Linked DNA regions of Mus musculus: region 2 is linked to region 1. Evidence: chromatin loops called from intact Hi-C (ENCODE). Cell type or tissue: heart. All regions are shown on one strand. Each heading gives the region's core, and the rest is flanking DNA. Links, peaks and the distances in the headings are about the cores only.

What was found. A loop is a pair of places that touch in the nucleus more often than their neighbours do. Peaks named below come from ENCODE experiments on the same cell type or tissue, not always from the same donor. Only the 100,000 strongest peaks of a DNase experiment are listed, where the experiment ranks them.
Region 2: a loop joins it to region 1, with 2.4 times the contacts of the local background. A loop is called at or near these places in 2 of 42 quality-filtered maps.

What each region holds. Positions count from the first base shown.
Region 1 is chr14:103,870,406-103,886,163 of GRCm38, forward strand. No RefSeq gene overlaps it. Among named protein-coding and RNA genes, the nearest start is that of 4930518C04Rik, 20 kb to the right of the region's middle. In heart, for the core only: no CTCF peak of the experiment used is centred there; no DNase peak of the experiment used is centred there.
Region 2 is chr14:103,921,339-103,937,096 of GRCm38, forward strand. No RefSeq gene overlaps it. Among named protein-coding and RNA genes, the nearest start is that of 4930518C04Rik, 30 kb to the left of the region's middle. In heart, for the core only: no CTCF peak of the experiment used is centred there; a DNase peak (open chromatin) is centred at 8,173.

The sequences.
Region 1 (15,758 bases), core at 2,814-10,813:
GGCAAGATAGCCATTTTTACAATGTTGATCCTGCCAATCCATGAGCATGGGAGATCTTTCCATCTTCTGAGATCTTCTTTAATTTCTTTCTTCAGAGATTTGAAGTTTTTATCATACAGATCTTTCACCTCCTTAGTTAGAGTCACGCCAAGATATTTTATATTATTTGTGACTATTGAGAAGGGTGTTGTTTCCCTAATTTCTTTCTCAGCCTGTTTATTCTTTGTATAGAGAAAGGCCATTGACTTGTTTGAGTTTATTTTATATCCAGCTACTTCACCGAAGCTGTTTATCAGGTTTAGGAGTTCTCTGGTAGAATTTTTAGGGTCACTTATATATACTATCATATCATCTGCAAAAAGTGATATTTTGACTTCCTCTTTTCCAATTTGTATCCCCTTGATCTCCTTTTGTTGTCGAATTGCTCTGGCTAATACTTCAAGTACTATGTTGAAAAGGTAGGGAGAAAGTGGGCAGCCTTGTCTAGTCCCTGATTTTAGTGGGATTGCTTCCAGCTTCTCTCCATTTACTTTGATGTTGGCTACTGGTTTGCTGTAGATTGCTTTTATCATGTTTAGGTATGGGCCTTGAATTCCTGATCTTTCCAAAACTTTTATCATGAATGGGTGTTGGATCTTGTCAAAACTTTTTCTGCATCTAACGAGATGATCATGTGGTTTTTGTCTTTGAGTTTGTTTATATAATGGATTACATTGATGGATTTTCATATATTAAACCATCCCTGCATCCCTGGAATAAAACCTACTTGGTCAGGATGGATGATTGCTTTAATATGTTCTTGGATTCGGTTAGCGAGAATTTTATTGAGGATTTTTGCATCGATATTCATAAGAGAAATTGGTCTGAAGTTCTCTATCTTTGTTGGGTCTTTCTGTGGTTTAGGTATCAGAGTAATAGTGGCTTCATAAAATGAGTTGGGTAGAGTACCTTCTACTTCTATTTTGTGAAATAGTTTGTGCAGAACTGGAATTAGATCTTCTTTGAAGGTCTGATAGAACTCTGCACTAAACCCGTCTGGTCCTGGGCTTTTTTTGGCTGGGAGACTATTAATAACTGCTTCTATTTCTTTAGGTGATATGGGACTGTTTAGATGGTCAACTTGATCCTGATTCAACTTTGGTACCTGGTATCTGTCCAGAAATTTGTCCATTTCGTCCAGGTTTTCCAGTTTTGTTGAGTATAGCCTTTTGTAGAAGGATCTGATGGTGTTTTGGATTTCTTCAGGATCTGTTGTTATGTCTCCCTTTTCATTTCTGATTTTGTTAATTAGGATTTTGTCCCTGTGCCCTTTAGTGAGTCTAGCTAAGAGTTTATCTATCTTGTTGATTTTCTCAAAGAACCAACTTCTCGTTTGGTTAATTCTTTGAATAGTTCTTCTTGTTTCCACTTGGTTGATTTCACCCCTGAGTTTGATTATTTCCTGCCGTCTACTCCTCTTGGGTGAATTTGCTTCCTTTTTTTCTAGAGCTTTTAGATGTGTTGTCAAGCTGCTAGTATGTGCTCTCTCCCGTTTCTTCTTGGAGGCACTCAGAGCTATGAGTTTCCCTCTTAGAAATGCTTTCATTGTGTCCCATAGGTTTGGGTACGTTGTGGCTTCATTTTCATTAAACTCTAAAAAGTCTTTAATTTCTTTCTTTATTCCTTCCTTGACCAAGGTATCATTGAGAAGAGTGTTGTTCAGTTTCCACGTGAATGTTGGCTTTCCATTATTTATGTTGTTATTGAAGATCAGTCTTAGGCCATGGTGGTCTGATAGGATACATGGGACAATTTCAATATTTTTGTATCTGTTGAGGCCTGTTTTGTGACCAATTATATGGTCAATTTTGGAGAAGGTCCCGTGAGGTGCTGAGAAGAAGGTATATCCTTTTGTTTTAGGATAAAATGTTCTGTAGATATCTGTCAGGTCCATTTGTTTCATAACTTCTGTTAGTTTCACTGTGTCCCTGTTTAGTTTCTGTTTCCACGATCTGTCCTTTGAAGAAAGTGGTGTGTTGAAGTCTCCCACTATTATTGTGTGAGGTGCAACGTGTGCTTTGAGCTTTACTAAGGTGTCTTTAATGAATGTGGCTGCCCTTGCATTTGGAGCGTAGATATTCAGAATTGTGAGTTCCTCTTGGAGGATTTTACCTTTGATGAGTATGAAGTGTCCCTCCTTGTCTTTTTTGATAACTTTGGGTTGGAAGTCGATTTTATCCGATATTAAAATGGCTACTCCAGCTTGTTTCTTCAGAACATTTGCTTGGAAAATTGTTTTCCAGCCTTTCACTCTGAGGTAGTGTCTGTCTTTTTCCCTGAGATGGGTTTACTGTAAGCAGCAGAATGTTGGGTCCTGTTTGTGTAGCCAGTCTGTTAGTCTATGTCTTTTTATTGGGGAGTTGAGACCATTGATATTAAGAGATATTAAGGAAAAGTAATTGTTGCTTCCTGTTATTTTTGTTGTTAAAGTTGGCATTCTGTTCTTGTGGCTGTCTTCTTTTAGTTTTGTTGAGGGATTATCTTCTTGTTTTTTCTAGGGCATGGTTCCCGTCCTTGTGTTGGTTTTTTTCTGTTATTATCCTTTGAAGGGCTGGATTCGTGGAGAGATAATGGGTGAATTTAGTTTTGTCGTGGAATACTTTGGTTTCTCCATCTATGGTAATTGAGAGTTTGGCTGGGTATAGTAGTCTGGGCTGGAATTTGTGTTCTCTTAGTGTCTGTATAACATCTGTCCAGGCTCTTCTGGCTTTCATAGTCTCTGGTGAAAAATCTGGTGTAATTCTGATAGGCTTGCCTTTATATGTTACTTGACCTTTTTCCCTTACTGCTTTTAGTATTCTATCTTTATTTAGTGCATTTGATGTTCTGATTATTATGTGTCGGGAGGAATTTCTTTTCTTGTCCAGTTTTTTTGGAGTGCTGTAGGCCTCTTGTATGTTTATGGGCATCTCTTTCTTTAGATTTGGGAAGTTTTCTTCAATAATTTTGTTGAAGATGTTTGCTGGTCCTTTGAGTTGAAAATCTTCATTCTCATCCACTCCTATTATGCATAGGTTTGGTCTTCTCATTGTGTCCTGGATTTCCTGGATGCTTTGAGTTAGGATCTTTTTGCATTTTCCATTTTCTTTGATTGTTGTGCCGATGTTCTCTATGGAATCTTCTGCACCTGAGATTCTCTCTTCCATCTCTTGTATTCTGTTGCTGATGCTGGCATCTATGGTTCCAGATTTCTTTCCTAGGGTTTCTATCTCCAGCGTTGCCTCACTTTGGGTTTTCTTTATTGTGTCTACTTCCCTTTTTAGGTCTAGTATGGTTTTGTTCATTTCTATCACCTGTTTTGATGTGTTTTCCTGTTTTTCTATAAGGACTTCTACCTGTTTGGTTGTGTTTTCCTGTTTTTCTTTAAGGACTTGTAACTCTTTAGCAGTGTTCTCCTGTATTTCTTTAAGTGAGTTATTAAATTCCTTCTTTATGTCCTCTACCATCATCATGAGAAATGCTTTTAAATCCAGGTCTACCTTTTCAGGTGTGTTAGGATGCCCTGGACTGGGCGAAGTGGGAGTGCTGGGTTCTGATGATGGTGAGTGGTCTTGATTCCTGTTAGTAGGATTCTTACGTTTACCTTTCGCCATCTGGCAATCTCTGGAGTTAGTTGTTATAGTTGTCTTTGTTTAGAGATTGTTCCTCTGTTGATTTTGTTACCCTCTACTAGCAGACGTGGGAGACTAGCTCTCTCCTCTGAGTTTCAGTGGTCAGAGCAGTCTCTGCAGGCAAGCTCTCCTCTTTCAGGGAAGGTGCACAGTTATCTGGTGTTTGGACCTCCTCCTGGCTGAAGATGAAGGCCCAAAACAGGATCTTTCCCAGAAGCTGTGTTGCTTTGGCCAGGAAGGTGGCCGGTTGTCTGGAGCCGAAGATGGCGCCGCCTCAGAAGGTCTCTCTCATGTCCAGTCTTAATTAGTCCTTTCCAATGGACGCTTCCTTATGAGTGGGTGGCACTGTTTTAGATAAATCAAGGGGACAAAAATCCTAGCATGCTACATTTTAGACTACAAAAGATCATCATATGGAGAAGATTTTGTCTACAGAAATAAAATAGAGCATTTTACCATCAGGAGCTTGTGAAAATTCCTAGAAAGGTTTAGGTGTGAATTCGCTTGTTATCTAAGAACTCAGTTTTGAATTTTCAATGTGTACTACGTGGATTCTGTGGCACTATACAAAGTTTTTAGTCACAAAATGCAACAGTAAATTGTTCTTTGCTAATAAAACTTGAATAAAACAAAACATCTGGATGAAGAAAACTCAGAATACTATATAATTTTATGAGATAAGCATCAGTAGAAATAACTGAGTAATTCTGGTTGACTTTTGGAAATTGTGCAGTTTTATTTTTCTTTTCTTCTTCCTTCCTTTCCATCCGTCCCTTCCTTCCTCCCTCCCTCCTTCCCTCCCTCCCTTCCTTTCTTCCTTCCTTCCTTTCTTCCTTCCATCCTTCCTTTCCTCCCTCCCTCCCTCCCTCCCTTCCTCCCTCTTCCCTTCCCTTCCCTTCCCTTCCCTTCCCTTCCCTTCCCTTCCCTTCCCTTCCCTTCCCTTCCCTTCCCTTCCCTTCCCTTCTCCTTCCTTCCTTCCTTCCTTCCTTCCTTCCTTCCTTCCTTCCTCACTAATTTATTTTTATACATTTACTTTTGAGTACACTTTAGCTGTCCTCTGACACACCAGAAGAGGGCATCTGATCCCATTCCAGATGGTTGTGAGCCACCATGTGGTTGCTGGGAACTGAGCGCAGGACCTCTGGAAGAGCAGTCAGTGCACTTAACCGCTGAGCCATCTCTCCAGCCCCTGCAGTTTCTTAGTATCATCTATGTAGTTTTATTATCTAAAAGCTGAAGAAAAAAATAGAGAAAAAATGGAGTATACATAATTCCTCTCTTAAAAATACAAGATGATTACTTATGAACACTTAGAGTTAACTTATTCCTGTTACTGTTGAATATGAATATGCCTTTGCTCATTAATTGTTATCTCTACTTATAAGCATAGAATAGAGTAGCTCAAATTATGAAATAACAGGTTTCTGTGGCACGAGATATTAATTCATAAGCAAGCAAGTCTGTCTTAGAAGGTTCAATTCTGTTTCTTATATATAAAATAAAACAGTCATGTAAGAACTCAGCTTAACCCAAAGGTAACTCTCTAGGTGGGTCACATCATCAGAGAAAAGGTGGAAGAAAGTGGACGGCATGGTAGGGATAGACCCAAGAGTGTCAAGAAGCCAGAGTGTCCCCACTCCAAGCACTGCTTCTAAAGAGGAGGGCTGAAAAGCCTTTACACATGAGAAGAAGACACGAGGATTGTGGGTCAAAGATATGCAGAGACTCCAGACCAAACCAGATACCTAAACAGGTTTTTCTCTTTTCCAGAATTCCAGTAGCTGGCCCTGCTTGAGTTTATCAGAGCAAATGTACATGGACTCCTATGACTTATTTAAGGGGATTCATTAATAATAGAAATAATAATAAAAATACTCTCCACGTGTTGAGTAAAATGTTAATGATGTATCCACATCTTAACTTCTTAGGTTTTTGTTGTTGTTGTTGTTGTTGTTGTTGTTGGAGGCAGGACCATAATTTAGCCAAGACTAATCTTCTGCCCACGCTGTAGCAGAGACTTAAGTGCTGCTCCTTCTGTCTCCTGACCGCTGGGATTGTGGTAGAGAGGCCTAGGCCAAGATTAACTCTCCACTGCTCCAATTTATTAAAGTCACATAAAAACCCATGGAGCTTCGGTAATTGCTCATGTGTCACTAAAGGCGAGACTGCTAAGTCTCAGGGAATGTATAGATTGCAGTGAGGGAAAGGTGGACCCAGAGCTTGAGACCACTGTCTGTCTGTCTCTACTCTTAGGCTCACAAGTGTTTTGGTCTGGCCTGGGATGACATGGCATCATTCTGTCCACTCTTAACTTCTTTGCCTGGCTTTTATTGACACGAGTGTTGGAAAGGACAATTATTATAGCTCAAATGAAAAAGACTAAGTGAATAGTTCAATAATTGGTGCTTGCCAAAGCTGTGTTTCTCTCCATCCCCTTTTTAGATACAGCTCAACTAGTGATTTAATTGTGCAAATTTTGAATATAATTTCACTCTATTTATAATTGAAACAACTGAATAAACCAGGAAGTAAAAGGATCTTTGGAGAGAAACTAGTAGGAATAAATCTGTCAAGACCAAGTAAGGGACACATGACACCAAAAAGACAAACCTTTATGTTTTGCCAAATACTGAAACAAACAAATATTCCTCATTCACGAGCCATGTATATTTAAGAAACTGTGATGACATGGGCTATTTTGACAGCTCTTCAAAATACCCTTTTTTGGAGTTATTTGTTTTTGTGACAATCCTAAAACACGAACAACCCATGCCTATTCCCAAACACCATTAGATATCACAGATAATGTAGACTTCAATATTTAACTCAGGAAACATTTATTCTTGTGAGGAGAAGTGAGATTGGTTTCTTCAATTTATAAATTATAAACAAACTATCCAACTTCTATGAGGTTTGGTGTTGTCGTGTGTGTATTTGTTGAAATAATACATTTTCAACCAACTTTTTGGGAAGACTCAGTGAAGTTACAAATGAGACTGCTTTGGACATTAAAGATATTTTAGGATTCCTACTTTTAAAAAAATATTGTGTAGCTTTTAAATGTGATAAAGCAGTGAAACTATTTAGATGTAAACAAAATGATGCAACACACTTCCTTAGATTTTTTTTTTGTTGTTGTTGTTATGTTAGTGCATTGGCCTTATAATTCTTATGTACAGTCTTATGTTCTTTTGGAGTGTATACTGCTGATATTTATTCTTGTTATAGATAGTCAGTTATTCATTTCTTCATGCCTCATGTATTTACTGAACTCTGAGTTGCAGATGCTATACTGCTAGGCTCTGACACTGAGTCTACAGCAGGGAAGCAGATAAAGTTGGTGATGCATGTAGGACAGTTTTCACAGGGACATTACTAATGGAGCTGAACTGTAACGGATGAACACAGGCTTTCCAGGTGAATATACAGAGAATTCCAGAAAAAAAAAAAAAACGAAGTAGCGCAGCTTGACATGAATCTTGACTATAAAATCCCTTACGGCATATAAGCAACTTATTTTCAGTATGAAGTGGATGGCAAATAAACAATGGCCTTTAGAGTGTAATCAGTTTGAAAAGGCTAACATGAGGCTCCTGGACTAGAGGTTCACAAGTTAAGGGGATTGCCATTTTTCTATGGAAAGCATATGACTAACAGCAGGGAGCATGAACACATTCATGTATCAGGAAAATAGTGGATGGAGCTTGGGCAGATGTGCATGGGAGGAGGAGCTGCATTGGAGAAGGAGCTGTTAAGGCACAGGGTGCCGCTGGGTAAAGATTGTGGTCTGCGTCTGTGGTCACATGACTTTTACTTTGTACTAGACAAGGTGGCCGGGGGCTGCTCAGGTGACCGGCAGGTGGATTCAAGGCCTGATATCTGGGTGTGAGCTGATGAGAGTGAGAAGTGGGATCTTAATGGTGTGCTGACGTCTTTGATATTATTCAGGGAGGAAACATGGAAACTCTGGGATAACGATGAAGTTCGCCTAGTCGTTAATTAGCTTAATTTGTAGTGCTTGGGAAATATACAGGTGTGACATTCAGTTTAACAGTGGAGATGTGAGTTCAGAGCTCAGGATAAGGGAGTTAGAAGTGTCAGCAAAAGCCCCCTCCATGAGATGGAGCCTGTCCCTGACACTGCTTGGGTGGCAAGAATGTGAGACTAGATGGGTCAGAGATCAAGGGGAAGACGACCAAATACTACTGTTCTGCGCTGGGAACGTAGCAATAAAATGATTTCTAATGACATTCTGCTATACTCATAGATCATTGCTCAGACATCATCAAAAAAGTTTTCTTCTGCAGCAGGTGGGAAAAAGTACAGAGGACCACAACTGAACAATGTACACACCCAGTCCTAAATGGTGTTTCTATCAAATCTCTCCCCTTGAAATTCAGGAAACCCTGCTGAAGAGGAGGTATAAAGACTGTAAGAGTCAGCAGAGATATAAGATACCAAGGAAACAGGGCCTTCTAAAGAAGCAGGACTGACACACACGTAAACTCACATAGGCCGCAGCAATGTGCACAGGATCTGCAAGCATCTAATCCAGAGGGGACCCCAGGGCTGAGAGGGGAAGTGCACACAGGCTCACATCCCTCACACAAGTTATCTCCAATTGATAACTGCTTGCAAAGCCAAAAATAGGGTGTTTTGCTTTTTTCAATCTCACAATGAAGTCTCAATGGGTATACAAACCATTCTGAGATCCAAGCCCCGTGTTGAGCAGTAGAGGGACAACACAAATTGACCTCAATGATGTTTTCAGAGGTTATTTGTTCCCTGCTGCTATGAAGGAGCATTTTAGAGTTTTTAGCCTTACAGGTTTTCTGCATATATATTATGGCTTCCAGTTTTGTGTTTTTAAGGGATTTGTGTGTGAACATGTGTGTCTCTGTGTCTGTATGTGTTTCCTGTCTTTTTTCTTTGAATTTTTTCTTGTTTGTTTTTACATATTCTAATATCGTTGTTCTGACTTTGTCTTAGTTTACTTTTTAGATGCCTACTTGTTTTCTAATAAGGCAGAGAAAGAAAAGGTCTGGATTTTGGTGGGAATGGAGGTAGGGATTATCTAGGAAGATTTAGGAGGGAAACCATAATCAGGATATATTTTATTAAAATCATTTTCAATAAAAACAATAGAAAAAGAAGAATCAGCAATACATTGGATGATATGATCTAGAACTGGTATGAAGAGTAATTGCTAAATAAAACCACAAACAAAACTTAAAACTCTCACTGAAGACGAGGAATGGAATCAGAAATGACAGAAAGTGAAGAGATTTAAGAAGCTACTTAGAGATTTATCATGATGAGCACCGAGTAGATCATTGGTTATCTTCATAACTCTTAATAGGTACTCATAATCAATTCTAGAAGAAAGATTTTAAGAAATAGCATGGTTGCTTTGTATTTTCAATGCCCTCAAAAATATTTATTTTTATTTATGTGTATGTAGGGCTGCCTGCTTGTCTGCATGGGCACCGTGCTCGTGGAGGCCAGAAGAGGAAAGTGGATACATTGGAACTAGAGTTGGGGGAAGTTGTGAGTCACCAGGAGTTGAGAACTGAAGGCAGGCCCCTGCAAGAGCAACAAGTGCTTCTAAACTCTGGGCAACCTCTCCATCCTGACCTTATGTATTTTGAGGGAGATGCATATCTGGAAATGATTGGAGCATTCATGAGGCTCCCCAGCTGTTTGGATGCAGGATGCTCTTCAGTTCTTCCACTGTCAATATTCTCTCTTGTTAAGTCGCTAGTATTTTATGACATTCCCAAGATTCCTTGTTTGTGAGCACATTTCTCTCTCAAAAATCATTTAACTATTTTATACATGAAGAAAAATTTTCTTCAGCAGGAAAAATGAGGCCAGGCATGGAATAGGAAAACTTGAAAAGAACCATGCTGTACCGGCTGGGTTTGTGCGTCAACTTGACACAAGCACAGAGAAAGGAGCCTCCCTTGAGGAAATGCCTCCATGGGACCCAGCTGTAAGGCATTTTCTCAATTACTGATCAAGGATGGGAGGGCCCAGTGTGGGTGGTGCTATCCCTAGGCTGGTAGTCTTGGGTTCTATAAGCAAGCAAGCTGAGCAAGCCAGAGGAAGCAATCCAGTAAATAACATCCCCCCATGGCCTCTACATCAGCTCCTGCCTCCAGGTTCCTATCCCATCTGCCCTCCCCCTGCCTTTATGAGGGTGCTACTCCACCCACCCACCGACTCCCATCTTCCCTCCCTGGCATTCCCTAACAATGAGGCATCAAACACCTTCAGGCCCAAGGGTCTTTTCTCCCACTGATTTCCAACAAGTCTGTCCTCTGCCACATAAGTGGCCAGTGCCATGGGTTGCTCCATGTGTATTCTTTGGTTGGTGGTTCAGTTCCCAGGAACATCAGGGGTGTGGCCTGTTGACACTATTGCCCCCTTCTTGGGGCTGCAAAACACCTCAGTTATTTCAGTCTCTTCTCCAAATCCTCCGTTGGAGACCCAGTGCTCAGTCCAATGATTGGCTGCAAGCTTCTGCCTCTCTTTGTCAGGCTCTGGAAGAGCCTCTCAGGAGACAGCCATATCAGACTTCTGTCAGCAAGCACTTCCCGGCATCCACAATAGTGTCTGGGTTTGGTGGCTGTATATGGGATAGATCTCCCGGTGGGGCAGCCTCTGGATGGCCTTTCCTTCAGTCTCTGCTCCACACCTTGTCTCCATATTTCCTCCTGTGAGTATGTTATTCCTCCTTCTCAAAAGCGCCGAAGCATTCACATTTTGGTCTTACCTCTTCTTAGGCTTCATATGGTCTCTGAATTGAATCTTGGGTATTCTGAACTTTTGGGCTAATATTTACCTATCAATGAGTACATACCGTGTTCTTTTGTGAGTGTGTTACCTCACTCAGATGATATTTTCAAGTTCTTTCCATTTGCCTGGGAATTTCATGAAGTCATTGTTTTTAATAGCTAAGTAGTATTCCATTGTGTAAATGTACCACATTTTCTATATCTATAGCTCTGTTGAGGAACATCTGGGTTCTTTCCAGCTTCTGGCTATTATAAATATGGCTGTGCTGAACATAGTATCCTTATTACATATTGGAGCATCTTCTGGGTATGTGCCCAGGAGTGGTATAGCTGGGTCCACAGGTAGTACTATATCTAATTTTCTGAGAAACTGCCAGACAAGAATTGATGACAAATGGGACCTCATAAAATTTCAAAGCTTCTGTAAGGCAAAGGACACTGTCAATTGGACAAAACAGCAACCAACAAACTGGGAAAAGATCTTTACCAATCCTACATTCGATAGAGGGCTAATATTCAATATATACAAAGAACTTAAGAAGTTAGACTCTAGAGAACCAAATAACCCTATTAAAAAATGTGGAACAGAGCTAAACAGAGAATTCTCAACTGAGGAAACTTGAAGGACTGAAAAGCACCTAAAGAAATGTTCAATGTCCTTAGTCATCATGGCAATGCAAATCAAAACAACCCTGAGATTCCACCTTACACCAGTCAGAATGACTAACATCAAAAACTCAGGTGACAGCAGATGCTTGCGAGGATGTAGAGAAAGAGGAACACTCCTCCATTGCTGGTGGGATTGCAAGCAAGACTTTTTGAATCATTTATCATAGCAGCCGTAAGCAGATCATGGCCAGAGAAGTGTCATAATGTAAATAATTAAAAATATGCACAACCTTCAACCTGACTATATTTACACATATTTTTGAATCTAGAGATAAACTAAAATGTTGGTGTTTTTCTAGTAAATGATTTGTACTTTATGATTTGAGTCAGGAGAAAAAAGGATTTCTAGAAAGCAAATATTTTAGGAAATACTGAGATCTTGTTTTCTAAATTTACAAATCTTTTCTTACAATAGTCAACAATATGAAACTTATTTTATGCTCCCAATATTAATAAACAGTCTTATTTTGAAAATATGCATGTATAAAGATATGATCATATGTTATAGACTAGTATTTCTACTATAAATTTCTTTCTTTGGGGGCAATGGTCAGTTTGCCATGTAAAGCAATATGAGACTGAACTAGAAATTATATTCTTCCTTAAGCTCTTGTTGTGTATTGTGGTTCTTATGGTCTAGTCCAGTACCATAATCTTCTTTTACGAAGTCCACTCTTTATTAACATGTCTGAAAAGAAAAGATTAAAAAAAAGTTACCCTATGGAGTTACTTGCCCAAATTACATCTGCTACGTGTACAAGTTTGAACCTGTAAGTTTTGACATAGCTTGTCAGAGTAGAAGCCCAGGTAGGTCTTAAAACCAATGAGACTAAGAAGCCTGAAAGTTAGTTTTGGGTTACTAAATGGCGGTCGGGATTGCAGCAGAGGTTTCTTAGGACCCTGTAACGCCCTCAGGGCATGTTCACTGTTTTGTGGACACTTTCTTGACCTGTGCAATTGTTCACTTATTGTGGTGACCTATCAGCATAAGCACTTAACAAATAGTCCTTAAGTTTTGTTTTATTAATTCCATCTTAGACAGGCATTTCTTAGTTTTAGTGTTTTTAAAGTAGCCGACTGCACTTGCTACTTTTAAAACCTCAAAGCTGCCTTACATTTTATCACGTTCTATTCCAGCCTTTTCCACTCCTGGTGCAATTATTGTTGGCTTTTCCTCCTGGAAGCTTCTATTTCCCCTTCAATGCCTAGTTTTTCTTCATGGACATTTTCAGCTTTACTGTTTGCTTCCAGACTTTAGCATCAGAAACATACCCTCTATTTTGAGTTCAGAAAGCACATTCTTTGTCATTTTAAAAATGTGGAAGAAGATACATAAATTTTTTTTAGAATATTTCAATGTACCAAGACAGACTTTGCTAGATTCTATACTACTGTGTATTTTTTATGTATTGAAATAAAATCAAGGACAACAAAGGAAAGCACTGAAGATCTAAGAAACTGCGATTCTAACCTAGTAGGTGGTCGGATTCAAGCTAAACAACCGCTTAGCAGAATCTAAACAGCCAAGATTATGGGCAAACTGTCTTATTTCACACTTAATTAAACAGACTGGATGACAGATTATCAAGTGGGATCTTTAAAGTTTCAACCTTGCTTTTCATAATGCAAAGCTCCCAACCATATGGAGAAGTTTAGAGGTTATACAGCTGGAGAGGATGACCAATCAGTCTGACTGTAGCAGTGCTTGTCCAAGGGGAATGCCACTTAAAGGATGTTAGTGGGCAATTTTCCTTGGATTTTGAGCCAATGTAAGGTAAGAACCTCATTATTAATGGCTTCTACTTCCTAATGGGTCTAATATGTCACTCTGGATGTATGTGGCTCTTGCTAATGCTGTGATTATGTAACTCAATGAATTTTAGTAATTCACAGCTCCTGGGACAGGCTTAGCCTTTTCCCTCCATGAGTCAGACTGACAAATGTTTACAATGTATAGAGCACAATGTCTAAGCTTAAAAGAAATTGGCACTCACAGGCTAAGGTAAATTAGGTATGCGTAAATTTTGATGAAGAGCAGATGCGGTAAGTATGTAACAAGAAAACTGTCTAGGTCAGTGATGGAAACTCTCAAGGTTGAGTAGATTATTATTAGAGAGGAAGAGGGTCTGGGAAGGCACTGCTTTAGGTAGCAGAAGCAATAGGAGCAAGAGTCAGGGCACATTTTAGTGAATAGTAAGTTAGTCCCTGTGCCTGGGTGTTAGAGAATCAACATGTCTTACTTACTTATTGGGAGCCAGTCCTGGAAGCTAGGATGGGTTTCTCCTATTTACTAAGTTGTGAGACTGGGTTACAAAGCAAGTAACAAAGGACTTTTGCTATAGCTGCCCATGGTACAGAATGAAAGAATTATAGGTAATTGCTTTTTTTGATAGGGAAACTTACAACTACTAAACCTTCTAAGAGATGGAGCTGTTGGATAGCTTCATGGATGTTTGGATAAAACTTTGACCACAATGTCTTTTAACTTAGAATGTTATTTGAAAGTAGAAGCCCTGTCCCTGTAGTGACATCTTCCTCCCATCGGTTACAGATTTATTGACTATTTGCATAGCAAATTTTTACTTTTGAAATTGATCTTGTTAAAAATGAAAACACATGTGCATACACATACAAATAATGTTAAGGTAGTTGCTAGTGATTTTTTTTATATTAAAACTAATAAGCATATTGACTGCCAAGACTGTTATGTGGATTTTGGTTTGAGCTCTAACCATTTACAAAGGGTTTGCTATCATCGATCTTATTCTTACTATCAGAAAATGACTTGGTGAGCTGAAAAGTTAGCAGGTGGCTTCAGACACATATGAGATGTGAGATCATGGCATAATGTCTCACAAAAGAATCTAGAAAGAAAGGTAGTGCTGACATCCAATGACCGGCATCAGCAGACATCTGAACAGGGCTCTGTAGAAAGAGACTTGCAGATAAGAGACCTATACAATATAGACTCCCTTAGTCATACTTGGGGAACCTCAAGTTAGCTCAGGAGGCAGAATTAAGAACACAGACAGATCTTGAAGTACCTGGCACCTGCGGCTACTGCAAATAATTAGCAGAGCCCACCTTCTAAAGATATTAATAAAAGCATCCCACGAAAGGTCTGTTTCTGTCAGTTATTTTCCTATACATTTACTCTCAACCTTTAAGAAAATACTCCAAAGCATGCTGCCCACCAGGTAGAGGCGTCAGAGTCAGGATCAGTTTCTATTCACATGTGGAATCATCAGACTGTGAAGGCCAGGTTTTCCTACTAACTGGTGCAATCCATTATTTCTCATGAAAGTAAGATGCATGAATCCTGACACATGACCAAATCACTACTGGTTAAGACAAGACTTGCATGACGTCCAATATCTGTCTTTTATATGTAGAGCTATCAACAGAATTCAGATGCAGAATTCTCACAGAGAAAGCACTGTTGAATGGAATAGAGGAGACACCTTCATTCAGATAAACCAAACTAAAGTTCCAGAGTGTAATCTTGGAGAACGCTGTCTTCAACTTTTTCTTCACTGTGTGTATGGGGGGCGGGATGTAGGCAAGGGGAAGGAAATGATGCATTTGGCATGTTCTAAAGTGAGATATGTCATCACTTTCAATGACTTAGAGATTTGAAACAAATACAGCTATCAACACATAGGAAAGGGTTTATATTTAATATTGTTTCCTTTGGAAATTTCTGGTTTTCCAGCTAGGATTTGTTCCACCGCTAGGTTGTTTGGGTTCACTCTGATTTATTGCTGAGTTCATACATCTCTTGTCTCTTCTGTTCTAAGGGGAAAGAAGTCATTGATATTAGCCGTATGACAGTGGCAGCATGTGTCCCAGTGGATGATAACCCTGGCTATAGACTGTAAGCCTGAGTCTGCAGAGACTGACACACAGAGTACAATGACAGGAATTTAAGTAAGTGTGTCACAGAGCTCGTGTTTCCCTAGAGATAGCTGGGTGAATGGCAAGGAAATGCTCTGACGTTCTTAGTGATGTATTTAAAGCAGTTAGTACGCCCTCCCTCCCTCTGCTCCCTTGTTACATGGCCATTGCTATTTCTATTAAAAAAAAAAAAAAGGCAGTTTGAATTTGTACAAATGGATAATTCCATACTTGCAAGGGTGAGAAATGGTTCTTTAAAGCCAGTATTGACTTGATGATGGTAATAATAATAATAATAATAATAATAATAATAATAATAATAATAATAATGAAGTTCTGTCAGAATACGAGATGAAGAACACAATTTAAACACATTCCTTAAAGGCCCTCGTGCAGTTAGGTGAGCTTTCCTGAATAATGGGATAGATATTTCACTACAGTTAGCATTTGATCATGACTCTGAAAATAACAACTGAAAAACTGTGAAGTGGGTGTTCATATGGGTGCCTTATTAGAAGGACTGGTGTAGCTAGGCGGTGGTGGCACACGCCTTTAATCCCAGCACTTGGGATAGAAGAAGAACTGCTGTGTGGTAATAGCAATCATGACAATCACGAGCCTCAAGCCCACTAAGCTACAAGTCGAAAGCTGTACTCAAAGGAGTTTGTACTCAAGCCTGAACCACTCCAGTTATAATAGGCAGAATCTTCCAGACAGAACTTTCCAGACAGATGAACCTCCAAATATC
Region 2 (15,758 bases), core at 4,694-12,693, 53 kb after region 1:
ACAGCTATATCAGGCTCCTGTCAGCAAGCACTTGGTGTCTACAATAGTGTCTGCATTTGGTGATTGTATATGGGATGGATCCCCAGGTGGGACACTCTCTGGATGGCCTTTCCTTCAGTCTCTGCTCCACAATTTGCCTCTTATTTCATTTAGACAGGAGCAATCACAGGACTTTTTAGAACCAGCAGTATACTTCCTTATGAGGAAGACTTGATGTCCCCTTTTAAAACTTGGCATTATTTTTATTATTATTATTATTATTAAATCATTTTTTACAGTCCAGTCCTTAACCCTCTTCTGGTTTACCATCTGACAGGCCCTAATCTCATTCCTTTATCCCCCAACCTCCCTGTCTCCAAGAGGATGTCCCTCCCATCCCCCATCCCACTAGACCTCCCCCTCCCTGGGATCTCAAATCTCTCCAGGGTTAGGTGCTTCTTCTTTCAACGAGGCCAGACCTGGCAGTGCTCTGCTGTATATGTGTTGGCCACCTCATGTCAGCTGGCGTATGCTGCCTGCTTGGTGGCTGAAAGATCTCAGGTGTTAGTTGAGACTGCTGGTCTTCCTAAGAGGTCGCCCTTTTCCTTAGCTTCTTCCATCCTTTCCCTAATTCAACCACAGGGGTCCTCGAATTCTGTCCATTGGTTGGGTGTAAGTATCTGCATCTGGCTCTTCCAGCTTCTGGTTGGGCCTCTCAGAGGGGTGCCATGCTAGGTTCCTGTCATGCATGTCCTTATGTGGTCACCTTTACCTATTTCCTTGTGATTCTTACAATATATTGGTTTAGGGAACTTGTTTCTCCATAAACCTTAAGAGCTCTCGTTTTGTTCTGCATCTTCTTAGTGGATGTTTCAATTGACTCAATAAACATTTTAGGAGACATGCTCATTGACTCTGTTAAAATCAGGACTTGAAACACATTAAGAATAGGATGTCTTGCTGTGCCTGCCAAGTGTCTTCTACTCTTCTGTGATCCTTTTATATCCTGGTTTCCTACCCGCTTGGGTGGAATGTGTTAGAAGCATGTTCCAGTTGTTAGTGTGGTGGTTCCTAAAGGAAGGGAACTAGATCACGGGGACTACACTCTTATGAGTGGATCAATGCTCACTTGATGGAGTTGGTCAGGTTTCCCGGGACTGGGTGGTTTTGTATTTTGTTGTGAATATTTTTCTAGGCATGAGATCAAAAATTTTTCTTAAAAAGTAAAACAAAGTTATATGAATTTGTTTTTCTTTTGAAAAATATTTATTTATTTATTTACATCCCAAATGTTGCCCCCTCCCTTCCCCTTCCTCTCTGAGAGGGTGGGCACCCCTCTGGATATTCCCCCTTCATAGCACATTAAGTCTCTGCCAGAGTAGGTATATCCTCTCCCACTGAGGCCAGATGAGGCAGCCTTGTTGGGGAAGAGATACACAGTTGGGCTACAGCTTGAGGAAGAGCCTCTGTTCCAGTTCTTAGGAACCCACATTAAGACTGACCTATTCATCTGCTCCATATGTGCTGGGGTGGGGGTGGGGGGGCTCTTTCCAGCCCACGTCTGTTCTTTAGTTGGTGGCTCAGACTCTGAGAGCATCATTAATAATGTCAGGGTGCTTACCTGCACTGGCTGGGTTTGTGTGTCAACTTGCCACAAGCTGGAGTTATCACAGAGAAAGGAGCTTCCCTTGAGGAAATGCCTCCATGAGATCCAGCTATAAGGCATTTTCTCAATTAGTGATCAAGGTGGGAGGGACCATTGTGGGTGGTGCCATTCTTGGGCTGGTAGTTTTGGGTTCTATAAGAAAGCAAGCTGAGCAAGCCTGGGGAAGCAAGCCAGTAAGCAATACCCCTTCATGGCCTTTGCCATGGCCTCCTGCTTCCAAATTCCTACCAGTGTGTGTTCCAGTCTTGACTTTCTTTGGTGATGAACAATGTAAGCTGAATAAACGCTTTCTTCCCCAACTTGCTTCTTGGTCATGATGTTTTGTGCAGGAATAGAAACCCCGACTAGACTACGACATTGCCCCTAGGATGGGATTTCTAGTTGAGCCTGTTATTGGTTGGCCTCTGCTCCATCTTTGTTCCTGTATTTCTTTAAGGCAGGACAAAGTTTTTGTTGAAGGTTGAGTCTTTATCCCTCCACTAGGGGTCCTGCCTGGCTACAGGAGGCAACCTCTTCAGGTTCCATGTCCCCACTGTTAGGCTAAGGTCACCCATATTGACTCCTGGGAGCCTCCCCCATCTTAGATCTTCAGGACATAGCAGCTGTATTCATAATAGTCAGAAACTGGAAACAACCCAGATGTCTCTTCACCAAAGAATGGATACAGAAAATATGGTTCATTTACACAATGGAACACTATTCAGCTATTAAAAACAAGGACATCGTGAATTTTGTAGGTAATTGGGTAGAACTAGAAAATATCATTTTTAGTGAGTTAACCCAGACCCAATAGGACATGCAAAGCATGTACTCACTTATAAGTAGATATTAGCCATAAAGGACAGAATACCCATGGTACACCCTACAGACCCAACAAAGTTAAAAAAGGAAGGCCCAAGTGAGGATGCTTGATATAGCTGTCTCTTGTGAGACTATGCCAGGGCCTAGCAAACACAGAAGAGGATGCTCACAGTCAGCTATTGGATGGATCACAGGGCTCCCAATGGAGGAGCTAGAGAAAGTAACCAAGGAGCTAAAGGAATCTGCAACCCTATAGGTGGAACAACAATATGAACTAACCAGTACCCCCAGAGCTATTGACTCTAGCTGCATATGTATCAAAAGATGGCCTAGTCGGCCATCAGTGGAAAGAGAGGCCCATTGGTCTTGCAAACTTTATCTGCCCCAGTACAGGGGAACGCCAGGGCCAAGAAGTGGGAGTGGGTGGGTAGAGGGTGGGAGGAGGTTATGGGGGACTTTTGGGATAGCACTGTAAATGTAAATGAGGAAAATACGTAATAAAAAATATTAAAAAAAGAAAGGGGGAACAATGTAGTCATAGAAGGCAGAAGGAGGGAGTGAAGTGGGTGGGAAAAAGGAGAGGGGGAGGGGAGAAGGGAGGGGGAGAGGGGAGAGGGAGGAGGATGGGCAGGGTCAAGTGTGGGGAAAGAAAAGAGAGATGGTGGGGGGGCTTGAGAATGAATGGTGGTGGTGGAGGTGGTGGTGGTGGTGGTGGTGGAGGTGGTAGTGGTGGTGGTGGTGGTGGTGGAGGTGGTGGTGGTGGTGGTGGTGGTGGTGGTGGAGGTGGAGGTGGTGGTGGTGGTGGTGGTGGTGGTGGTGGTGGAGGTGGTGGTGGTGGTGGTGGTGGTGGTGGTGTTGGAGGTGGTGGTGGTGGTGGTGGTGGAGGTGGTGGTGGTGGTGGTGGAGGTGGTGGTGGTGGTGGTGGTGGTGGTGGTGGTGTTGGAGGTGGTGGTGGTGGTGGTGGTGGAGGTGGTGGTGGTGGTGGTGGAGGTGGTGGTGGTGGTGGTGGTGGTGGTGGAGGTGGTGGTGGTGGAGGTGGAGGTGGTGGTGATGGTGGTGGTGGTGGTGGAGGTGGTGGTGGTGGAGGTGGAGGTGGTGGTGGTGGTGGTGGTAGAGGTGGTGGTGGTGGTGGAGGTGGAGGTGGTGGTGGTGGTGGTGGTGGTGGTGGTGGTGGTGGAGAATCCTTAGGAAATCCCAGAGACTAGGTTGTTTTTCTTTGCCAATTAAAATTATTCCAAAAAAAGAGAGATGGTTTGGGCTAATAAAATTTAATGTCTAAAAGAGAAGTTACTATATGGAATATGCTCATATATAGATAGAGCCTCAACTTGAATGTATATTTATAAAAGTCAGGTTTGTTATGGTTTGACTATGAAATAGCCCTCAGGAGCTTATGTCTTTGAACCCTTGGTGGAGACTCTGGGTTGAGGGGCTGTGAGACCCTGAAGATGTGTAGACTAGCAGGAGGAAGTAGGATTCTGGGGTTATATAATCTTTTCTGTCCCTTTCTCTGTCTCCCGCAGCTGTAAGCTCTCATTACTGTGGACAGGAACGAACTGTTGATACCACAGCACTTTTCCTCCATGATGACCTGAGGGCCCCCAAAACTGAGCCAAGAGAAGCTTTCTGCTTGTAAGTTGCTTCTCCCAGGTAGCTTATCAAAGCAAGGATAGCTAATAAAGTTTTATTGATAAACCCATAGAGCGAAATACATGCATCTTAACTATAGATCTGAGAAATAGTCAAATACCTGAGAGCAATGTTAGAGAAGTGGAAAGGGTTAGTACATGGGAGGAATTGAAGGGAGGAAAGGGAAAGTGGGAAATGATATAATTTCAAAAAATAATTGTAAAAATCTTATATTCAGTTCCACCAATAATGCAAGAGAAGCATTTTCTTACCAAAACATAATTGGGAGGCCACAGAGATAGATCATCAGTTAAGAGAGTGCCTTGCTCCTGCAGAGGATCTTGTGTTGGATTCCTAGCTCCTATATGGCAGCTTACAACCACTTATAACTCAAGATCTATGAGGAACTAATACCCTCTTCTAGTCCTGAAGGCTCATGGGTGCGTTCCCTGCACATAAATTCTTACATGTGCACATAAAAATAAATACATATAGATTTTTAGAACTTATGATTGGTAATCATTCTAATATCAGCCATTCAAAATGGGCTTTGGGCGGGGGCTCTGTCATTGTTATTAGTCTCCCAAATGATTATTAATGTTGACATGTTAAGTGTTTTACTAGACAATACAAATATTTGCTCCTACCAATTGCAATTATAGCTGCTTCTTCCTTAATAAATGCAACTTGGCATTGCCTACCGTGTATCTCATCGTTAAGTAAACATGAATTAGTATAACTTTTATTTTAAGATTTATTTTGAGGGCTGGAGAGATGGCTCAGTGGTTAAGAGCTCTGGTTGCTTCTCCAGAGGATCCCAGGTTCAGTTTCCAGCGCCAACATAGCAGCTCACAACTCCAGTTCCATGGGATTCAGTACACAGACACAACAGTGTACAATAAAAAGCAATTTAAAAAGGATTTACTTTGAAACCATCATTTGCTGTTTGTTTTCAAGGTACTTAGTGTTCATGTAATTTCTTTCCCATGCATGGTCACGTGGGTCTTCTGTACCACCTTTAATGCAAGAGCTCTGAAGTAGAATATCTAACTCAGTTTGTACTTAGTGAGATACATGTTTAATTCTGTAAACTTTATGTAGACGACTGTGCCTTTTAGTCAAGAAAACTGTCAAGCCATTTTTTCTTTTTTTTTAATTGTTATTTTTATTAGGTGTTTTCTTCATTTACATTTCCAATGCTATCCCAAAAGTCCCCCATACCCTCCCTCCCCCACTTCTCTACCCACCCACTCCTCTACCCACCCACTCCCACTTCTTGGCCCTGATGTTCCCCTGTACTGAGGCATATAAAGTTTGCAAGACCAATGGACCTCTCTTCCCAGTGATGGCCGACTAGGCCATCTTCTGCTACATATGCAGCTAGAGTCAATAGCTCCGGGGGTACTGGTTAGTTCATATTGTTGTTCCACCTATAGGCAAGCTATTTTTTCATGCCATGCAATAGTAGATAAAGACTAAAGTACCTTATCTACACAGATTTCTCTTTTCTCATATTTTGAAATTTACTGATGATTCATTGTCCCTACTTTGCTTAAGCTTTCAACTAATTTTCTTTTGTAACTTTGAACACTGAATATTTAATTCATTCCCTTTTCATTTTAATCATAAAAACATTTGCACTGGGGTGAAGGGATACATTCTTCATATCTTTTTTATTAAAGGGGTAGTTTTTTGATAGTTTTATTATCTTATATAAAATTAATGTTTGATGATATTAAAATAATATCTGCAAATGAAGTGAATTTCAAATTGTTATGAAATATAGTTTTCTACATGAGAACACATATTGGGGTTCTTGAGAGAAAAATAATGGGTTGTCTACACATACATACACTTGATGAGATTGTGAGAACTTTCTAATGCCATCAGAGAAGCAGAGTTCTTGGAAGATGTGTGGTATGCTTAGCCACAGTCTACAGGTCTGAGAATGTACAAAGGAGGCAGGTGTGAGGTTAACTGAGGTTTGAGCCTGGAAGTAATGATGCTCGTGGAGGAAGCGATAAGTGTCTGGATCCGAAAGAGTTAACTTGACTTCTCCAGCTTTGGTTTGATTTAGGCTTCAATGGGTTGGATGGCCCTATTTTCACTGAAGCCAACCCAGGTGCTTTGCTCCTCTGGACACACCCAGATGTGATGCTTATTATCGCTTAGCTGAGTCAAGTTGACACATAAAATTAACCACCACTCTATATATTTATGATGATTTAATATTAAATTAAAATTTAAAATTAAATATCAATTAAGTTAAAAATCTCATATTGCTTCAATATCTTCTCATGTATTTTAACAAATGGCACTCTATTGTACACAGAGAATGTGGGAAGCCGCCCTCACATTTGCCATTATAAGATGGCGCTGACAGCTGTGTTCTAAGTAGTAAACATAATCTGCACACGTGCAGGGGCAGTTTTCCCGCCATGTGTTCTGCCTTTTCCGTGATGACAACTGGGCCAATGGGCTGCAGCCAATCAGGGAGTGACACGTCCTAGGCGGAGGATAATTCTCCTTAAAAGGGACGGGGTTTTGCCATTCTTTTTCTCTCTCTTGCTTTCTTGTTCTTTTTCTTGCTTTCTTGCTCTCTCTTGCTCTTGCTTTCTTGCTCTTGTTCTTTTTCTTGCTCTTGCTCTTCTTGCTCTCTGGCTCCTGAAGATGTAAGCAATAAAGCTTTTGCCGCAGAAGATTACGGTTTGTTGTGTCTTTCCTGGCCGGTCGCGAACGTGTGTAAGAAGAGAACACTGTATAGGTAGTGAAAACATATCCTGATGATCTCTGTCTACATCACGAAACTGCCTCCTTCACAGAACCTCACAGAAGCGGAGGCAGAAGAGTGAGATCTGGGACATGGAAGAAGAAAGGAAGGAAAGAAGGAAGGGAAGGAGGGGGAGGAAGGAAGGGAGGAAGGAAGGAAGGAAGGAGGGAGGGAGAGAGGAGAGGAGGGAGGGAGGGGGAAGGAAGGAAGGAAGGAAGGAAGGAAAAAGGGGGAGAGGAGGGAGGAAGGGAAGGAAGGGAGGAAGGAAAGAAGGAAGAAGGGAGAGAGGAAGGGAGGAAAGGAGAGAGGGAGGGGGAGAGAGGGAAAGAAGGAAGGAAGGAAGGAAGGAAGGAAAGAAGGAAGAAGGGAGAGAGGGAGGGAGGGAAGGAAGGAAGGAAGGAAGGAAGGAAGGAAGGAAGGAAGGAAGGAAAAAGACCCTCTAAATTAATATGATCATGCTCCTACAAACTCACAGAGAGGAGGGTAGCATGCCCAGGGCCTGCACAGGTCTGCCCTAGGTAGATGAGGTTTGGTCTGCTGCTTTGTGTTCTAATGCTGAATTCTGTGCCCAATGGGAAGGTCTAGGCCTACGAGTGAATGTTTATGTTTACAGGCTTTTGCTGTGCAAACCTTGTTCCTTGATTTAAAACTACTGGCTAAATAAAATTGGCTACAGGCAGTTACTGGAGGGATCACGGACAGGCAGGTTTGGAGTTACCTGCTTGGGTGTGGAGAAGAGAGAGGAGAGAAGAGAGACCAGGTGGAGAAGGAGGAAGAAGAGAGGAGGAAGTCACCATGAGGGGAGATGGATGGTGAGCACATGGCCAGGAGAAACAGCAAGTATTTGGGGTATAACCGCTGGAGAGGTAGCCAGACTGGTAGGTAGAACAGTAGACTAGGGGTCCCCCCTCCAGTAATTGTCAAAACTAACTAATCACAGTCTGAGTCTCATTTATTTGTAAGGCAGTCAGGAATAAGCTTAGAGCGGTTCTGCTGCACTAGGTCTCCTCTCTATCTCTGTCTCTGCCTGCCTGCCTGCCTGTCTGTCTGTCTCTGTATATGTATGTATAATATTTATGTATGCATATATGTATACATAATGTATAGTGTGTGTGTGTGTGTGTGTATACATGGTTTCCTGTTTAGTGTTTCTATAGGACTCATGTGTGTGAGAGTGGGTGCTTCTCCGACTCCTGTGCCCTTCCGTCATTCTCCTTTCCTTCTGTTTGCCCTGGCCAATTCCGCTGTGACAGATTCTAATTTATCTTACTTTGTTTATTTTATTGTGATCCTTCAGCCCGTTTGTTTTCTAATGAGAGACAAAAAGGAAGTGGACACAGATGGGAGGGTAGGTGGAGAGGAACCAGGGTGGGGGCATATCGGAAGGGGAAACTGTAGTCAGGATATATCATGTGAGAAAAAAAAAGCTATTTTTAATAAAAGGAAAAAAGATGGCCCAAAAGGAAACTGCCTCCTATGAGTTTTTCCATGCACTTGACCTGTCAGACATTAAGTAATACATGCAATTATTGTCTCCAAACTATTGTTCAAAATGAATCCTAGATACCCCAGAAGATACAAATTAGAGTCTCTGTGACAGGTCAAATATGCTATGGAAAGTTCAGGGGATAAGGTTTTTTTCCAATGGACTGATTTTTTTCTCCTTTTAAATGCCTTGTTTTATCTCAGTTAGATCTGAAATACATTGATGAAACTAAGCTTCCTCAAAGGATTGGTAGTATCGCTTCTGCAATCCTAGCTAAAGGCTTATTACGATTGTCTCACACTAGAACGACATTCATCATATTGTCTATTTAAAATTGTATACACCCCCCAATCTTTTCCTTGACTATTTATTGTCAACCAATGTCCATAGAATAAAGTTTGAATTGCGCAAGGTGACACCTGAACAGGGCCCCATTCGGGCCCACTCTGCTTCAACTCATTTCACCACGAACTCTTGGATCACGTGACTTTTTTGGAGGCTGGTCCTTAGTAGTCAAGTGCTATGTGGACCCATCTTTCTCTGCTCAGCATTGCTCTCGCCCTTCCCTCTGTTTAGCCATGGAGCTCACCGATGGGCACTCATTTCACTTTGAGTGCCTGTTTCTCAATCCCCTAAAGAGTCTTCCGGACTTTTCACCTGTATCGTTTTTCCCACTTCCCAGGGGGAACTTCAATTCTGTTTGCCTCTGAGTGTCTTCTCCAGATCTTGCCAAGTTTGTTTTTGTTTTGTTTTGTTTTGTTGTTGTTTTTTAACAATGCATCTATCTCTTCTCTTACATTCAGCTCTTATCAACATTTACAGCTTCGATGTACTCAAGTTTTTAAAACATATTTTAATTTTATTGAGGAAGAAAGGCAAAAGATAATGTTTCTAAATTCTAGAACATGGAATCTTTTGTAATCTGCTCTTTGATCCAGTAATAAATAGAAGCTGGCTTCTGTAATTGTTACTTTTTGTTTTTTGACACCGTGACCAAGTACTGGACAGAAACGATTTGAGAGGTGCCAGGTTTATTTTGGCTCCTGGTTTCCGAGGGAATATTGTATCCCAGAGGAAGGACAAGGTTCCATAGTGGAATAGGTCATGTTAGCAGGAGTATGTAGCAGCTTTTATTATAGTAACAGACAAGAATGTGGAGAGTTCCAGAACAAGAAATGGATACAACTGTTCAAGTGTATCATCAGCAACCCACCTGCCCTGCTAACTAGTGTCTACAATTTCCCAAACCAAGGCCACCACTGGTAACCAGGTGTTCAGAAAATATAAACCTGTGAAATAATATTCTCCTTGAAATTCTAAAAGCCTTATGGGGAAATTAGTTTCTATTTATAGAAATTGCATTCTAGTCTTGTTACTAATACTTGTGCTAGTTTTTAAAAATTATTATTGTGAATATTCATGTGTATGTGTGTGCGTGCGCGCACACACACATGCATGCACACATGTGTATATTGTATGGAGGCATCTCATGCCAATGAAAAGCTAATGGCCTATTAGCTGAGACTATAGGGAAAAGAGAACGGTGAGAAAATAGACTGGACTCCATAATCAGAGTAAACCAAGGATGGGCCATTGGACAGAACAGACTGCTATGTAGATTCCTGCATTACTGTTTAAATACAGCTATTAAAAAATGTAAAAGCCGGGCTGGTGAGATGGCTCAGTGGGTAAGAGCACCCGACTGCTCTTCCGAAGGTCCAGAGTTCAAATCCCAGCAACCACATGGTGGCTCACAACCATCTGTAACAAGATCTGACGCCCTCTTCTGGAGTGTCTGAAGACAGCTACAGTGTACTTACATATAATAAATAAAAATAAATCTTTAAAAAAAAAATGTAAAAGCCATTCTTGGGTCATCCATCTACAGGAAATGGAGAAGATCCACCCTGTAGTCTGAATTTTACAGACCGTCACTTTAAGCAAGCACACTGACCTAATGTTTGATACCTAATAAGTATTAGCATGCCATCATTTCTTATGGATTCTTCCCAGGTAGAGTCAATCTTAAGAGTTAATTCAGTGGCTGGTTAAATTATGTATGGAAAAATGATAAAGAGAGGATTTTTAAATTTTTTTCTAAGAAATAGAATCTATTACTCTTCTCCAATTCCCCCAGTCCCATGAAGGAAAATTCTTTGTTTTGAAGATAACTTTGATGATGACTGAGACAGAAACTCCCAAGAGAATGCCCCCAAGAAGCAAGAGATGACATGCTTCTTAAAGAAGCACAATATCATCTGAGTTCTTTTTCTTTCCTTCTCACAAAAAAAAAAAAAAAGAAAAAGAAAAAAAAAAAAACCTAACCAAACAAACCAAGGAACCAACTTCTTGAGGTTTGAAAACTGAGTTAAAGTGTAAGCTGCCTGGGACAGTAGAAGAAATTAAGAGCCATTGTGTGTGTATGTGTGTGTGCTAGACTGATGTGCATAGAGTTAGGAGAAGAGACAGTGGGATTGCTAAGGGGTCTACATAAATACATGGATGAAATTTCATATCACTGCGACCAACTACCCGACAAGTGCAACTTAAGGGAGGAATGGTTTATTCTGGCCCGTAATTTACGGAGCACAGTCCATCATTGCAGACAGGTGTGACTGCAGGAACAGAGCCAGCTGGAGGTGTTTGGGGTATGAAGCTGCCTGCTCACGGCTCAGAGATCAGTGAGTTGACAGCCACAGTGTAAAGCAGACTGTCCTATAATCCGAAGTCCCTCCCCACAGCCCTTAGTTCACTACACATCCTCCAAAAATATCCCTCCCTGCCGAGGCTGAGTGAGCACTGAGCTATGGAGGGTGTTGTATATTAAGACTCACAACAAGGAAAGGAGAAATGGAGAGAGGTGGCTTGAAGAAACTATTTAAAAATGTACTGTAAAAATAACTCTCATTGTATCACAATTTTATTTTCTTGACTCATAATTTATTATGCTAAGACTCAGGCTTTATGGGAAGTGAGGAGAGTTTTGTTATGGAAATAAAGTAAACTCACAGTCCTTCACAGAAAACTCTTGCCTGATTGAGTCTCATGCAGTCTTGCTTATTGATTGGGACCAATGGTAGGATCCAGTCAGGACTCATTAGAACCGAAAGCTCTGTTTATCTTCTATTAGCAGTTTCGAGGCAATCAATGTTGATAGCTATACCTCTGAAATGAATAAAACTCACTGCTTTTCTTCAGAAATAAATGAAATGAAGTTTATTAAACACTTGGAATAGAATCAGCAATCCGCTAAGGGGCATGTGTGCTTACAAGTCTATTATTGCATCAATTAACAAGGTATATTTGGTGTTACTGTAGCTGGTAGGGACCTCAGATATCAGGGCAAGCACCTTCTCTGTGGGCAGAGTCTATGGATCACAGGGGAAAAAATAAAGCCCAGGGTCGGGAGGAAAAGCTCCAAAGAATTTGGCATACAATTTTTGGAGGAGAGGTCTCTTCCAGGTCAGTCCAAGCTGTATAAGGAGGTTCTGACTCAAGCAAACCATGTTGCATGTTTAGATGTGTCTGCTCATCCCAGGTGTACTGGCACAGAGATCCTTTATTAGACACTTTGGCAAGATGGTTCTTTATAGGTGGGGTATTCTGCTCATTCGAGTCCCCAGCTATCATCTACCACTGTTCCACAGTGCAAATGACAGCCCTCCCTCAGGCTACATGAAACAAACAAACAAAAAAATGTTTTTCTCTAACATTACCAAATAAAGTATTCTTAGCTTAATATTATTGGTCTTGTTCTTGAAATCAAAGAAAATAGTATCGAATTTGCTTAGTGGGAAAGATCCTGATATAAAGCTTTGAGCAGTCTGAGTAGAACAGTCGTCTGGCCTGGAATTTTCTGAGAGCACTGGGAAACTATAGCCTACATTTTATCCCGTTATTTATTGTCCCGTTCTGCCGAGTTTTTTCCTTACAAGTCTATTTGCACTTGGTTTGCCCTAAGGAAAAGGAAGGTACAGATTCCTCATTTGTCTCTGCTACTGGGTGTTATTACTTGGGAAACGTCAAGGAAAATGCCAAATAAATAGATAAAATATGCCAGAAGCACCGGCTCTCACCATCAGGAGGGAGGGAAAAAGAGCGAATGTTTAAGGTTTAAGAGACAGAGATAATAAAAAGCTGTCATATTCTGAGAAGAGACAAAGGACTTTCTCAAACATATGTAACTTGGGTCTGAGGATTAATAAAACGTCAAAGCCTTACTTTGGTAACTATTTGTATCAACGGTTGTTTGGTTTTTATCACACTGGAAAGGTTGTAGTTCTATTGAGATTAGTGGACATACTCAGATATTGGGCAATAGCCTTTATCTGTGATCTTTATTAGATGAGAAGGCAAAGGCCATTCACTCAGCATTGCACCTAGGGACCTTCTGGGGAAAATCCTTCCAGCTTCCCTGGTGGTTACAGGTATTTCAATAGAATCCAGCTAGAATGAGCCCAGACTGCTCCAGAGGCGCCCACTCTCTCTTCAGTGGATTTTCAGTTCTTCCCCCCAAATTCCTAGACACAGATTTACCCCTGGCCTGTCTTTCTTCCTATCCCCAACACATCAAGTCTTTAAAAGAGTTTCTTTCATTTTAGTCTATGGACAAGAGTGGTCCCTTCCACAAAAACAAACAAACAAACCACCAACCAACCAAACAAAAACACCCCTCAAAGAAACCCAAACCAAAGCCCTAAATACTTTTCTAATTAATTCAAGTTCAAAAGCCAATTTTCCAGATCCAAGCACTGTAAATTTCTAAGGAAAGATTTCTTATATCATAATTTAAGAGTCTCCATGAGTAATTTAAAGTAGGTGTTTCCTCAAAGTGTTTAAGTGATCAAAAGAGAGCAACCCAAAATTTGGTACATCTGTGACATGAACTTTGTTATTCACTAATGTATCAGTAGAGTACTCTGCCAAGTTTTACTCATTCACTTATATTTTTAGATACTTAGTACTTAATCTCAGTGGTAAGAGAATCTAAGCATTTTGGTAAATGAACATACCCGACAGTTATTAACTACTTGCTTGGCCTTTGCGTTAGCCATTAGCCATGCAGCAGACATGCAATCTTGAGTGTGGTAAGAAAGGAGGCTATTGATAGTTGTTTTGGATTTTATTCTGCATTTTTTATTTCTGCATGTTTTTTTTTAGATGATGATTATTATCAATGTTTCCCAGCCTGGTCCCCAAATACTGATACTCTAAACTATACATGAAGGAAAACTTCTATTGTAACTTGAATTCTAATTTAAAAGCACTTGTTATCACAATGAAACACAAGCATGTGAGCTAAAAAAAAAACCACCTCTCACTGCTCTGCAGCTGTCCATAGTTGTGCCAGCTGAGTTATTTAACTTACTAAATTGTAAGTATATGCATCTTGGGGAGTGCAGCATCAAATGAACAGTAGGAGGAGAGGAGGAGGAGAAGGAGGAGGAGGAAGAGGAGGAGAAGGAGGAGGAGAAGGAGGAGGAGGAACAAGCACAAGAACAAGAAGAACAAGAACAAGAAGAACAAGAACAAGAAGAACAAGAAGAGAGAGGGAAAAGGAGACACACACACACACACACACACACACACACAGAGAGAGAGAGAGAGAGAGAGAGAGAGAGAGAGAGAGAGAGAGAGAGAGAGCAGGAGCAGTCACTTGCAATAGAGGATAAGACATTTTCCAAATCAATGACCTTTTCAAATAACACAAATGTGGCTGTTGAGGGTTTATTAATAAACCGTATACACAACCCTGCAAGAAAGCACTTTGAGGTGAGGCATGCATTCCTGAGAATGCTTAGGATAAGAATTCAAGAAGGGAAAATGGCTCAAGGTTGTGGAAATTGAAATGACATGCAGGAATACTACTGAGCATGCTCGGTTTTCCTCATAAAGTTTTGACAGAAAATAAATGAGAAGACATTATGAAAGTGTATTAGTATCAGGGTTTGCCCTTAAGGGTGTTTGCTTACAGGTGTTAGCTGCTAAGATTATTAACTGAATAGAATAGCTGTTTTTTTCAGCCCCAGTGGCGAGTCATTGCCTTCCACAGAGCAGCCCATGAGTAACGAATCAAAATGTGCAACATGACAGACCCTCCCTTTTAGTTGAACAAATTGTAGTTACAGCATTTGGTTTGAATTTTGTTTGATTCAGATATTCATTGGTGCAGATACTGATTTTTTTCTGTAGCTAGTAATGCAGTGAAGAGCCATAGAGAGGAGACAAGAAGTACACAAGGCCTGGTAAGGATGCAAGCACTGCTTCTGAAAATGTAAGCAGTAATGAAGGCAGAGAAAGGGGGGCTGCTATTAAAATACGTTTTTAAGTTTCCATCTCCTTTCAAGCAGTTATTGTTGTGTGTATCTCCATAGGTTTGTGTGCTTGGACAGCTAGGCAGGTGATAACGCACAAAGATTGACATTGCAATCTTGCACAAGATGAGCGATGGCGGCTAACTTGTGTCTAATGACTTCCAAGTCATTCTGTCCATGAAAGTCACAAAATCAGACAAGGTTTGGAAGTGGAAGAAACTTTACTAATTGCATAATCATTATTAATTTTGTCATTAATATTAATATTTATTTCAATTCCACCTTACCAAATATCTCATTTCATTTAATATGTGAGAAATAATGAGTCTTCAAGATGAAATAATATTAAAGTTAATTGAAGTTAGTGGCTAAACGGAGACTGTGAGGACATGACACTAATTCCTCCTCTGCTTCCTTTCTTTTTTTCTTTCTTCTTCTTTTTTTTTTCTTTTTTTTTTTTTTTTTAGATTTGTTACCAGGTAAGTATGCATACTTTATTCTTTATTTACTTGAATTTTAAACACAAAATATCTTGGAGTTTTAGAATTGTTTGCATTAGTGATTAATTTATTGTATTATAACCAATACATCAATACAATATTCTAGTTAGCAAATTCATCAATGTTTGATACTAACTTTGATTTCTAGCTGAAAAATAATTTTGCAGGAGTTTGTGAAAAGTTATTGAAAATTAAATAATAGATAATAGGAACCTTCTCATAACCCTTACTTAATTGTTTAATATCTATCTTCATATATAGAGAATATATATATATATATATATATATATATATAATTTGCTCAGTCTGAGTAATGTAATAATGTTTCTTAGATAGATGTTTTTAGGGTTAACCACTAGGTGTTGGATCACCAGTTAGTGTGCTTTTCCCTGGGGAAAACTATTTTCCTGTTCTCAGCATCATTCCTTAGTTGCCTGTAATTATTTGTCTATGGTTGAGGCCCAGTGAAATTTCACCCTTCCTTGTTAGCATGTCTAGTGTTAGTGTCCTGTCCAAGGCTTGTTTAGGCGGCCATGTTGGTGATACTTCATGAGTGTAGCTTCTCTGAAATTTCTAGGAGACAGAATCTCACAGTAGACTCACTGGCCGTCTG